Regions from separate parts of the Homo sapiens genome. Here region 1 is linked to region 2. Evidence: read pairs that join two places in POLR2A ChIA-PET (ENCODE). Cell type or tissue: GM12878. All regions are shown on one strand. Each heading gives the region's core, and the rest is flanking DNA. Links, peaks and the distances in the headings are about the cores only.

Region 1 (6,334 bases), core at 557-5,556, 120 kb before region 2:
TGAAGACTCCAAAGGTTAAGAAAATGCAGGCCGACTTTCACCTGAATAGTGTAGACAAGTGATTTTAAAAAAGCCATACCAAATGGCAACAACTACTCTGGATTGTCTTTTAAGAGAAATCAAATACGCTCTAGTGAATTCTTTGATCTATATTTATCAAAGGGTTTCAGTTTCAGAGATGGCTCACAGGCCAGTGAAGTTTTGTTCTTTGCCCCAGTTATCTTCCAGTTAACCGAAGGGCACACTTTTTCTAAGTAGACTGGTTACTGTATCCAATATTATGATATTGTCACAAGCAGACTGCTTACAAACATGTGCTTCAGTATGCTCCATGAAGACTGAGTATGCTGTTCTATGATGAAGCCTTTGCTAATTAGATCTCTGCCAAGAGACTCAAATCTATTCCCAAATATAGAATTTCTGTATTACAGCTCTATGAATTGCAGTTACATTCAGGTGCCAGGACAAACTGATAAATATTTAAGCTCTTTCTGTGCTTGTCTGATAAATAAGCCAGGATGGAATTACTTGACTCACTAAATTTAACTCAGTGTTTAGTTTCAAGATCCTTTACTGGTTTAAACCCTGAGCATTATAGCTTGATTCAGGCTTACATTTAAAACTTTAGTGCCCCAACCCGGACATCTACTTTGTAGCACATAGGGAGGCAGGCACTTAAAAAATATCTGCTTTAATCTTTATTCTTTTTACTATCCTTTGGCTTTCTTGTTCAAAAAAAATTTAGTCAAGGCTGGGCACAGTGGCTCATGCCTGTAATCCTAGTACTCTGGGAGGCAGAGGCAGGTGGATCACCTGAGGTCAGGAGTTTGAGACCACCTGGCCAACATGGTGAAACTGTCTCCACTAAAAATACGAAAATTAGCTGGGCGTGGTGGTGCATGCCTGTAATCCCAGCTACTCGGGAGGCTGAGGCAGGAGAATTGCTTGAACCTGGAAGGCAGAGGTTGCAGTGAGCCAAGATTGCACCAACTACACTCCAGCCTGGGCAACAGTGAGACTCCGTCTCAAAAAAAATTTTTCAGTCAGATGCTTGCTTCATTTGCTTTCATTCTTTCATGTTTATGATTAACAGTGTTAAGGTGATGAATTTTTCTCTGAGGTCTGCCATCTAGAATCTGATTTGCAGTGTTTTCATTTTGTTTAACAGAATTTACAAGTGGAAGGATCACTTTTTTTTTTAGTTTGTAATTAATTACCATTTTATAGCATTGTATTACATTCATTTGTAATATTTCTACTTTTTGAAATGTACTGAGGCTTTCTTTTCTTTCTTTTTTTTTTTTTTTTTGAGATGAGAGAGAGCGTCTCATTCTGTTGCCCAGGCTGGAGTGCAGTGGCATGATCTCAGTTCACTGCAACCTCTGCCTCCTAGGTTCAAGTGATTCTCCTGCCTCAGCCTCCTTAGTAGCTGGGATTGCGGGTGCCCGCCACCATGCCTGGCTAATTTTAAATTTTAATTTTTATTATTTTATTTTTAATTTATTATTTTTGAAATGGAGTCTCACTCTGTTGCCCAGGCTGGAGTGCAGTGGCACAATCTCAGCTCACTGTAACCTCTGCCTCCCTGGCTCAAGCGATTGTCCTACCTCAGCCTCCCAAGTAGCTGGGATTATAGGTGCCTGCCACCATACCCTGCTAATTTTTGTATTTTTAGTAGAGATGGGGTTTTGCCATGTTGGCCAGGCTGGTCTCAAACTCCTGCCCTCAAGTGATCCTCCTGCCTCAGCCTCCCAAAGTGCTGGGATTATAGGCGTGAGCCATGATCCCCAGCCGAGGCTTTTTTTTTTTTTTTTTAACAGACTATGACTTTTTTTTTTTTTTTTTTTTTTTTTTTTTTTTTTTTAAGATGGAGTCTTGCTCTGTCACCCAGGCTGGAGTTCAGTGGTGTGATCTCGGCTCACTGCAGCCTCTGCCTCCTGGGTTCAAGTGATTTTCCTGCCTCAGCCTCCTGAGTAGTTGGGAGTACAAGGCTCATGCCACCATGCCTGGCTAATTTTTGTATTTTTTAGTAGAGCTGGGGTTTCTCCATGTTGGCCAAACGTTTCAAACTCCTGACCCCAGGTGATCTACCTGCCTTGGCCTCCCAAAGTGTTGGGATTACAGGCATGAGTCACCACACCTGGCCAGATATTTTTAAAACATTCTAGAAACACTTAAGAAGTATATTTTTTGGTACTGGGTTACAGAGTTTGATATATAATCACAAGGTCTGACTTATAATGTTTACAATTTCCATAATTTCACTTATTTCTGATCACTTGATTGGTCTTGGATTGAGAATGATGTAAAATCTCCTGTTTGGATGTGTTTCTAATTCTCATTACATCTCTAGTAATTTCTGCTTCATTAAAAATTTCTACAAATTAGTGCATGGGAGACATTTAAAACATTCTAGAAACACTTAAGAAGTACATTTTTTGGTACTGGGTTACAGAGTTTGATATATAATCACAAGGTCTGACTTATAATGTTTACAATTTCCATAATTTCACTTATTTCTGATCACTTGATTGGTCTTGGATTGAGAATGATGTAAAATCTCCTGTTTGGATGTGTTTCTAATTCTCATTACATCTCTAGTAATTTCTGCTTCATTAAAAATTTCTACAAATTAGTGTATGGGAGACATTCATTTGAACGTTCTTGAAAAACACCTCAAATTAAAATAGCTCTTGAAAGATGACAAACCATCATTATTTATAAATAGCATCGCTTTTTCTTTTTTTTTTTTTTTTCGATCCAAGGGTATACATGTAGGTTTGTTACATGGGTATACTGTATGATGTTGAGGTTTGAGCTTCTAATGATCCTGTTGCCCATGCAGTAAATGTAGTATCTGACAGGTGGTTTTTCAACTTTTCCTCTCCTCACCCCCCTTTTGGAATCCCTAGTGTTCATCATTCCCATCTTTATGTCCATGAGTACCCAATGTTCATTATATGTGAGAACATGCAGTATTTGGTTTTCTGTTTCTGCGTTAATTTGCTTAGGATAATAGCCCCAGCTGCATCCATGTTGTTACAAAGGACATGATTTTGTTCTTTGTTCTTTTTTTTTTTTTTTTGAGACAGAGTTTCGCTCTTGTTCCCCAGGCTGGAGTGCAATGCTGCAATCTCAGCTCACTGCAACCTCTGCCTCCCAGGTTCAAGCGATTCTCCTGCCTCAGCCTCCTGAGTAGCTGGGATTACAGGCATGTGCCACCACGCCTGGCTAATTTTGTATTTTTAGTAGAGATGGAATTTCTCCATATTGGTCAGGCTGGTCTCGAACTCCCGACCTCACGTGATCCGCCCGCCTCGGCCTCCGAAAGTGCTGGGATTTGTAGGCATGAGCCACCACGCCCGGCCGATTTTATTCTTTTTTTATGGCTGTGGCATCACTTTCTTTTAAACTGTATTTTTATAAGAAATAAGATGGCCGGGCATCATGGTTCATGCCTGTAATCCCAGCCCTTAGGCAGCTGAAGTGGGAGGATTGCTTGAGTCCAACAGTTTGAGACCAGCCTGGGCAACATAGTGAGACCCGATGTCTAAAAAAAAATAATTAGTAAAACATGGTGGGATATGCCTGTAGTCCCAGCTACATGGGAGGCTGAGCTGAGAGGATCACTTGAGCCCAGGAGGTTGAGGCTGCAATGAGCTGTAATCATGCCACTGCATTTCAGTCTGGGTGACAAAGTGAGACCCTACCTCAAAAATAAAATAAAATAAAAATAAATAAATAAAAAGAAAAAAAGAATGAACACCTAATGTTGAAGGAGGATGGGCTCTGGGTAAATTGATGGCACCAAGTAGTGATGTGTTTGTCATTGAGTGCAGAAAAAACATAAGAAAGTCTAGGAAAGGACCATTTAACAGCCTGACCTTAGCAGAGCCCTGGAGGTCCTGCTCTCATTTAGGCGTCATACTAGGATCCAGCAAGGGAATTTTCTATGAGAGTTGGCTGCTGCCATCAGGACAGAAGTCTATTAAATAAATAGAAGCTGGGAGCACCCAGTGACTTCAGTGGTTGTACTGACTAGAACCACAAAACTGGTAAAAAATGGCTGAAAGTTGGTTGGTAATAACTCCAGTGATATATTCCTTCTTTAATCATGCATTAACCAGGAACTTGTTCATTTATTCAATAAATATTTACAGACCAGCCCCATGGGCTTGGCTATATGCTAGGCATAACTGACTTGACAGTCAAAGAACTGGGCCTCTGTCCTCACTGGTTCATTTGCTATTTAGTGAGGAAGACAGACAAACCCCAAATCACAGTAAAGCAGAGGAGATTATGGCAGGAGCCTACTGCAAGGAAGGCTTCACCCAGTCCAGAGGTTTCAGCTGATTCCTCAGAAGATGGGGGGTGGGGTGGGATAGGTAGAGGAAAGTGTTCCTGGCAGAAGGAGCAGGGTGTTTAAAGGCCAGGAGGAGGCGGCGAGGGGCATTCACAGACCTAAGAGAAGTTCAATATGGTATGGGTCGAGGTAGAGTGTGACAGAGAAGAGCAAGAAATCGTGACAGAGGGATAGCAGGTAGGGACAGAACGGAGATGACTTATCAACAATAAGGAGTAATGATTTTATTGGGGGGTGCGAGGTGGCAAATTTTTCTTTAGATTTCATTCTTCAACTTACTTTGAGATGTTTGTTGTTTATTTCTGCTAGAATTCTCATACTTGAAAAATCATCCTTGCATTTTATGTCTATATCCCAGCTCGGCCACTTAGCAGTGTAACATGCAAATCACTTAAACTCTCTGTATCAGTTTACTCACCTGTAAAGGTGCCTAGAACAGTCTGTGGCACACAGTATGACTCAATCATGCCATTAATCATCTACCTGGACTCACAGAATTATAAACCTTCCAAGTTTACTAGCAAGCAATTCTCTAAGACAACTAGGTATTTTTCTTTAAAGAATGGTAAGCACTAGTAGAGCAATTGAGACTTTTCCTTTCTTCTTTTTAATACTGTAGATTGAGTATCCCTTATTTGAAACGCTTAAGACCAGAAGTGTTTCAGATTTCAAATTTTTTCAGATTTTGGAATAAGTGCATTATACTTACTGGTTGAGTATCATTAATCTGAAAATCTGAACTCTGAAATGCTCTCATGAGCATTCCCTTTGAGAGTCACGTTGGTGCTCAAAAACTTTCAGTTTTGGAGCATTTTGAATTTTGATTTTTCTCAATTAGGGATGCTCAACCTGTATTATAAAAGAAATTGGATGGATGGCCATTCTTGTTGTAGCTATTAAGAAACACAACACACTATTCCATAAAAAAAACAAAAAATAAATTATAAAACAAACCATTATTAATAGTTTATGATATTTTTGAGATTTTTAGGAAGTTTATCATTTAGACTCTTCATTTCACTTTTCACACCAGTTTTGTATCTCACACTATAATTCAAGAGTGACTATATCTTCCTGTAAGATCAGACTGCTTGTGATTCTGGGCCCATGGAACAAAACTGTACCTTTACAAGTTGCTCCTGTTGACGTTCCAACTCCCGGATTTCTTGGTTGAGGATGACTGCAACATGCTGAGGTTGGCTCCGACATTTACTACAGATGCCATGCTGAGTTAGGTCATCACACACAGGACAGTGTAAGGTAGTAAAATATTGTGAAATAGTGCCTTTCCGCCCTTCAGGTTCACTTCGCGAGGAGCTGGTAGCTTTATGGATCTATAAAAACATCCATTCAGAAGTAAGCCTGAGTCAGCTTCACAGCAAAGCTGCTATTTTCATGCTAATTACAGGTTTACTCAGGCATTCATTCATTCGTTCATTCACTCATTCAACAAATGTTGAGTAGCTACTATGTGCCAGGCACTGTTCCAGACACTGGAGCTACAGAAATGAATGAAGTCCTTGCCTTCATGGAACTTACATCTTAATATTATCAGATACATTTTTTTTTTATTATTATAATTTAAGTTCTAGGGTATGTGCAGGTTTGTTACATATGTATACATGTGCCATGTTGGTTTGCTGCACCCATCAACTCATCATTTACATTAGGTATTTCTCCTAATGCTATCCCTCCCCCAGCTCCCCACCCCCCGACAGGCCCTGGTGTGTGATGTTCCCCGCCCTGTGTCCAAGTGTTCTTGTTGTTCAATTCCCACCTATGAGTGAGAACAGGCGGTGTTTGGTTTTCTGTCCTTGTGATAGTTTGCTGAGAATGATGGTTTCCAGCTTCATCCATGTCCCTGCAAAGGACATGAACTCATCCTTTTTTATGGCTGCATAGTATTCCATGGTGTATATGTGCCACATTTTCTTAATCCAGTCTATCATTGATGGACATTTGGGTTGGTTC
Region 2 (6,334 bases), core at 850-5,849:
ATGTACTAATGACCTGTACAGATTCGCATTTTATAAAGTTCCCTGTGGACACATTGTGGGGACACTAGCAACAGAACTACAGAAAGGAAAATCTGTTTAGGAGGCTGCTGGAGGAATTCAGTCGAGATGTCAGTAGAGGTGGAGAAAAGGTCAAGGATTTAGGGAGTAGAATCAAGAGGCTATGGTAACTGGAATTTGAGAGTAGGATAAGGCAGAAGGAATCAAAGATGACTCTTATTTTTGGCTTAGGCAACTGGACGGATGATAATGTCACTCAAAGAAAACTGTAAAAGAGGGGCGGGTTGACTTCTGTTTTGCATTTATACAATTTTACATGTCTATAGAATTTCTAAATGGATATTTAAATGAAACACATACAGATATGGAGCTTAAGAAAGAGATCTGAGCTAGAGAAGAAGACAGATTTGCCAGTATGAGCAACAATTGGGTAAGATTTCTCAGGGAAAATATCCAATACCCAATACAAGAGAAGGGACCTAGGCAAGAATCCTGAGCCGATATTTAAGAGAGGCACTAAATATTTTGATTTATGTGAAATGTGACAGACAGAGCCCTGAGAGGGCTACCAGGCAAGAAAGGGAAGCTAATAGTGAAAATTTGATAATATAAACATATTAGCCATGGAACCAGTGTTCCAAGGATCCAGTGGAAATATAAGAGATAGGCAAGTAACGAGAGGCTGGATCAGAGATTGGTGGCAGGATGTAGATAAAAGTATATAGGACTGAAAAGAGGCATTTACAAAATTGCTGAGTAAGGACCTTTCAATATCTGTTCCTCCATAAAAGCAACAAGAACACTGGCAAAAACTGTCAAAAGCAACTTTTTCAGAACTCTGGAAATTAAAGGTTTGCAACAATTCAAGGCGTATTTATTCAAGAACACCAGATGAATGCTAAAACAGCAAGCTTTGTGGCATTTTAACTTGTTCTAATCTGATCTCTCCCTCTGCAGCTTCAAAACAGTCTTGAAAATCAAAGCCTTGCATCCATAGCAGCTGTAAAAACCAGCAGCCAGGCAGCCACTGGAGGAGCCGGAACCCATTTGGAGCTCCTCCAAAGCCCTACCCTCAGAAAACTGCCACTATTGGACTTGTCTGGCAGCTTGCTGAACAACACTCCATTCCCAGCACTTGCCTTTATTTGATTTGAAGAAGGGCTCACACTATGTGAAGAGCCCTATATGCGGCAGGGTCTTTGTGGAAAACAATCAACAGCAATTATTTAATTGCTGTAGCTGCCTGGAGAAATTTTACCAGTTGGGTCTAACAAGAGGCTGACCAAAAAATTCAAAAGTACAAACAGGAATGAAATGTCCACCGGGGGCTTGGAAAAGCTTTGATACAGTTAAGGGAATTTAGAAGGCCATAAGCATGTGTAGGGCTATGTACATGCCCAGGAAAGATCTAAGAAGACTAATATTTTGCCTCTGGTTGATCTTGAGGCTCTGCCCCAACATACTCACAGAGCCCCTCAGCAAAAGCTGAGAAAAGAGGCATTTAAAGAAATCTCTGGTCAACCATTAACTGACCACTATGCTAGCTGAGCAGAGATTTCAAATAGAGACTGCCGGGCGCGGTGGCTCATGCCTGTAATCCCAGCGTTTTGGGAGGCCGAGGCGGGCAGATTACGAGGTCAGGAGATCAAGACCATCCTGGCGAACATGGAAACCCCGTCTCTACTAAAAATACAAAAAAAAATTAGCCGGGTGTGGTGGCGGGCACCTGTAGTCCCAGCTCCTCGGGAGGCTGAGGCAGAAGAATGGCACGAACCCGGCAGGCGGAGCTTGCAGTGAGCGGAGATTGCGCCACTGCACTCCAGCCTGGGCGACAGAGTGGGACTCCATCTCAAAAAAGAAAAAAGAATAGAGACTATACAAAATAAGCCCATGAAAATCACTGAAGAAATAAACTGCAGCAACAACAAAAATAAACTGGGTGGGTAGAGAGGAATCTAACTTGAGAACTGCTACATAATTTAAAATGTCTGGTTTTCAACAAAAATAAAATTATAAAACACACAAACAGGCAAATATGGCACCATATATATATATATATGCACACATATATATAAAAGCAGACAACAGAAACTGTTCATGAAGAAGCCAAGGTGTTGGACTTACTGGACAAAGATTTTAAGCCAGCTATTTCAAAAAACTAAAAGAAACATGTCAAGAGAGTTAAAGGAGAGTATGAGACCAACATCTTACCAAATAGAGAATATCAATGAAGAGAGAGAAATTATAAAAAAAGAACCAAATAGAAATTCCAGAATTGAAAAGTTCAATAACTAAAATGAAAAATTTACAAGAGGGGGTATGATACTATGATATAAGAAGAAATATATATTTGGTCTTTGTCCCTCTTCCTGGTACACAGCTCCTAAAACGTTTGGATTCTTTTAAGTGTTAAGTGTTTACATGTGTACCAATGAGATGACTGGTAGCTGGGGGCTCCTGGATAGCCTCAGGTAGGGCAGAAGTGCAGGGAGCCTAGGGACTCCATTTGTGGCTGGTGTCTGAAGTGAGCAGTACTATCGGACAGAACCCTTACCCTGTAGGGTATACATTAGTAGTAGTTAGTGTCAGAATTGAATTCAATTGTAGAACACCCACAGTTGATGTCAGAAAACCGAGAATTTGTTACTGTAAAACTGATGCACAGGATGTCTTTTTCAAATTGGGTGGCCTCTAAGAAGGCTTTCAACTGAGTCTAGCTGAAAATTTGATGGATTTAAATCTTACTTTCTCCTTATAAACTATTTTCTTTCTCCTTATAAACAATGAAGATATGTATAATGTCCTCACATCTCCCCTTTATGGAACGGAACTAGAAGGGAATCAATTAACCCATTTATGCCAGAGGTTGCAATTTTTTGTGTGTGAAAAATCAGACTTTGGTGATGACCCTGAGCAGTAGGATATAAATAACTCCCACAAGCTTAGCAGCCCAATAATGGAACACTAGGCATAAATGGGTTAAGGGCCAACTTCCAAACTGAACAACAGTAGTTTGATGATTAATATGATTCTTTTATGATTAATATGTCAGAAATCTGATGAAATGTTGTATCCAAAGTTCATAAGCAATTTAATCTGCAATTATTGTTATAGAAAGTAAATCAACAATTCCCTTGATTTTCAATAACTATGAAACTATATGGGTACTGCTCAAAGGCACACGCCATGGTACAACTATTTCTAAAAAGCTCAGTCTTAAAAAACAAAGCTTCTAACAGTAGTTTCAAGCACAAATCTCCAAGAAAATGTGCACCTTTCAGACTAAACGTCATAAAAATAATTAGTGTTATTAACCTTAGTGAAAAATAAAATTCTGGCTTGTAAAACAAACACTTTTTAGTTTCAGATAATTTAGCCAGAATGGTCACACACATTAATTTTTGTGGTATTTTAATTGAAAGGTAAATAAACCAAAGTCTCAAAAAAAAATTCTGATTATGACATGAAAATTCATCTCAATTTAAAGCAATATCAAAAGTTAATCAAAACAAACTTACTGTCTGGTCAAATTTGTACATAAATACCTAAATGCTCCTTCAAATGCAAATAAATAAAATATTATTGGTAATTAACATTATATGCAAGTCTAGTAAATTATTCAACCATATTTTATGGTAGCTGAATACTAAAGGACCTTAAGCTTTTACCTGTCTAAAAGAAAGTTGAAAAGACAATGCACAGAATGAAAAAAAAGTTGTGAATCATATATTTCATAAGGGACTTGTATCTAGAACAAACAACTCTTTCAACTCAATAATAAAAAGACAATAAAATTTTAAAATGGACAGAGACTTCTGGTTGTAAAACGGTGGTACAGAAGTAACCTGGCTTCACTCACTGCCACAGGAAACCAAAACCACAAATACAGTGCTGACACGATCATGAGCAATATCCCGAACTCAAATATGAGGAGACAGTTCCCAAGGCCACAAAGAAGTGAAAAAACTCTGAGCAAAAGAAAGCAAATTAGACTTTCATAATCACAGTGCCCCTCCCCTCAATCTGTCCAGCACCAAGCATGCAGAAAACTTTCCCAACTCAGAGTTGCTACACTGGAAAAAGTATAACTGAGGTGGACAACTGGCTTCTCCACCATCTTGGGTTTGTTGGCAAGAGACCTATCCCTGTCCTAATAACTGGGAGCAGTGGAAATACCTAAGGGAGAAATAATCCCTGAAAACCACCAGAAATAAAGAGAAGAGGTCGGAGGTGGGACTACCATCCCTAGTCCTGGAAACTCTGCTATGTAACTCAGCCAAAAGAGATGCCAAGTTGGAGTGGCTGTTCAGCAGCACCACACTGTTAAGAGGTTCATTTCACAGGTTCATTGGACATGAACCTCTACCCAGAGGTTAGGTGCTGAAAAGGAGGCAGCAACCTAGCAGATTTAAGAAAAAAAAAAAAAGAAAGAAAATTAACAGGTAAACTTCAAAGAATCTCTAAGCAAGCATATTCGATAAAAACCAAAACAAGCCAGATAGAGAAGACTAGAATAAATAACTAATCCTTGAATGCAAAGACACAGATGTATATCCACAACAAACAACAGAAAACAGGGAACCATGACCTCAAACAGACAAAGCAAGGAACCAGTGACTGACCCTAAGAAGACAGTGACATGAGCTTTCTGATCAAGAATTCAAAATACCAGGTATAAGGAAATTCAGTAACTTTTACAAGGCAAAGCAGAAAAGTAATTAAGAAATTTATTAGAGAAATTTAGCAAGGAGATCAAAATAATACAAAAAAAACCAAACAGAAATCGAAATTGAGAAATACATTTGGTGAACAGAAAAATTCATTAGATACTCTCAATAGCACAATGGAAACTAAATAACCTACAAGACAACACAGAAAAGTAATACAGAAATTTATTAGAGAAATTTAACAAGAAGAGTGAAATAATACAAAGAAAACAAACAGAAATCAAAACTGAGAAATACATTTGGTGAACTGAAAAATTCATTAAAGTCTCTCAATAGCAGGATATATGAAACAAAAAAAAGTCAGTGAGCTCAAAGACAGGCTATTTGAAAATACATGAGGAGAAAAAAGAAAAAAACCAATGGAAAGGAATGAAGGCTGCCTTTAAGATACAGAAAATTACCTCTAAAGACAAAATCTAAGAAATTTATTGGTATTTAAGAGTGAGGGCTCTTGTTAAGCAAGGGAAAGGGGCAAAAAGCTTATTTCAAGAAATAACAGAAAAAAATCCCAAAAACTTGAGAAAAAGATAAATATCCAGGTACAGGAATAAAGGTAAGACAACACCAAATAGATTTGATGCAAATAAGACTACTCCCAAGTTATATAATAATGAAACACTCAAAGGTCAAGGACAAAGAAAGCAGCAAGAGAAAAGAAGTAAATGATGTATACAAGTGCTCCAACTTGTCTGGCAACAGACATCTTAAGAGAAACTATAAAGGCCAGGAAAGAGTGGAATGCCATCTTCAACGTGCTTTAAAAAAATGCCATCTAAGAATAAAGTATTGAGCAATGCTATCCTTCAAATATAAAAAAGAGGGTTTTTGGTTTGTCTTTTTATTTTTTAAATCTTCTTTTGTAGTGATGGGAATCATGCTATGTTGACCATGCTGGTTTTGAACTCCTGGACTCAAGCAATCCTCCCATCTCTGCCTCCCAAAGTGCTAGGATTATAGGTGTGAGCCATTGTGCCCAGTCAAATACATAGTCTTTCCCAGACAAACTTAAGCTAAGAGAATTCACCACCACCAGAACCACCTTACAAAAAAATGCACATGGGAGTTCTTCCACCAGACAGAAAAAAACACTAACTTACAAAAAGAAAGCTTGTAAAGGTATAAAACCCACTGGTAAAATTAAGTACACAAACAAACCAGAATACTCTATTACTGCAATTTGTAGTGTACAATCCATTTGTAACTCTGTTTGGTATGAAGTCCAAAAGACAAATCTACCAAAAACAGTAATACTTATAGCAACCCATTAAGAGATAGGCAATATAAAAACATAAAAATTAACACAACATAGTGTCAAAATGTGGGGGGCGGGGTGGGGTGGAGTTATAGGAAAGAGGGTTTTTTAGCTTCTCGAGAGGGGCCTCGCGGGCCCCGCTCCCGCCCTCGGCTCGCCTGGCCCAGACCGGAAGCAGCGCCGCACTGCCTGGGCCTGGCGCGGGGGGTGAGCACAGGGGCCCGGTCGGACATGGACAAGAAGCACAAGCACAAGAAGCTCAAGTCGGACAAACACCTCTACCAGGAGTATGTAGAGAAGCCCTTGAAGCTGGTCCTCAAAGCAGGAGGGAATGAAG

Evidence for each region. Peaks named below come from ENCODE experiments on the same cell type or tissue, not always from the same donor. Only the 100,000 strongest peaks of a DNase experiment are listed, where the experiment ranks them.
Region 1: POLR2A ChIA-PET joins it to region 2 with 8 read pairs; 5 of 35 experiments call an interaction of 5 or more read pairs at or near these places.

Annotation. Positions count from the first base shown.
Region 1 is chr6:111,301,874-111,308,207 of GRCh38, forward strand. REV3L (REV3 like, DNA directed polymerase zeta catalytic subunit) reads right to left here. Exons shown (of 32, transcript NM_001372078.1): 31 at 5,488-5,697. Among named protein-coding and RNA genes, the nearest start is that of SLC60A2, 46 kb to the left of the region's middle. In GM12878, for the core only: no CTCF peak of the experiment used is centred there; no DNase peak of the experiment used is centred there; H3K27ac peaks cover 315 bases.
Region 2 is chr6:111,423,590-111,429,923 of GRCh38, forward strand. The region is part of intron 1 of REV3L (REV3 like, DNA directed polymerase zeta catalytic subunit); the gene reads right to left. It also overlaps the pseudogene BRD7P4. Among named protein-coding and RNA genes, the nearest start is that of REV3L, 56 kb to the right of the region's middle. RefSeq lists a silencer at 3,804-4,004. In GM12878, for the core only: no CTCF peak of the experiment used is centred there; a DNase peak (open chromatin) is centred at 3,922; H3K4me3 peaks cover 758 bases; H3K27ac peaks cover 1,254 bases.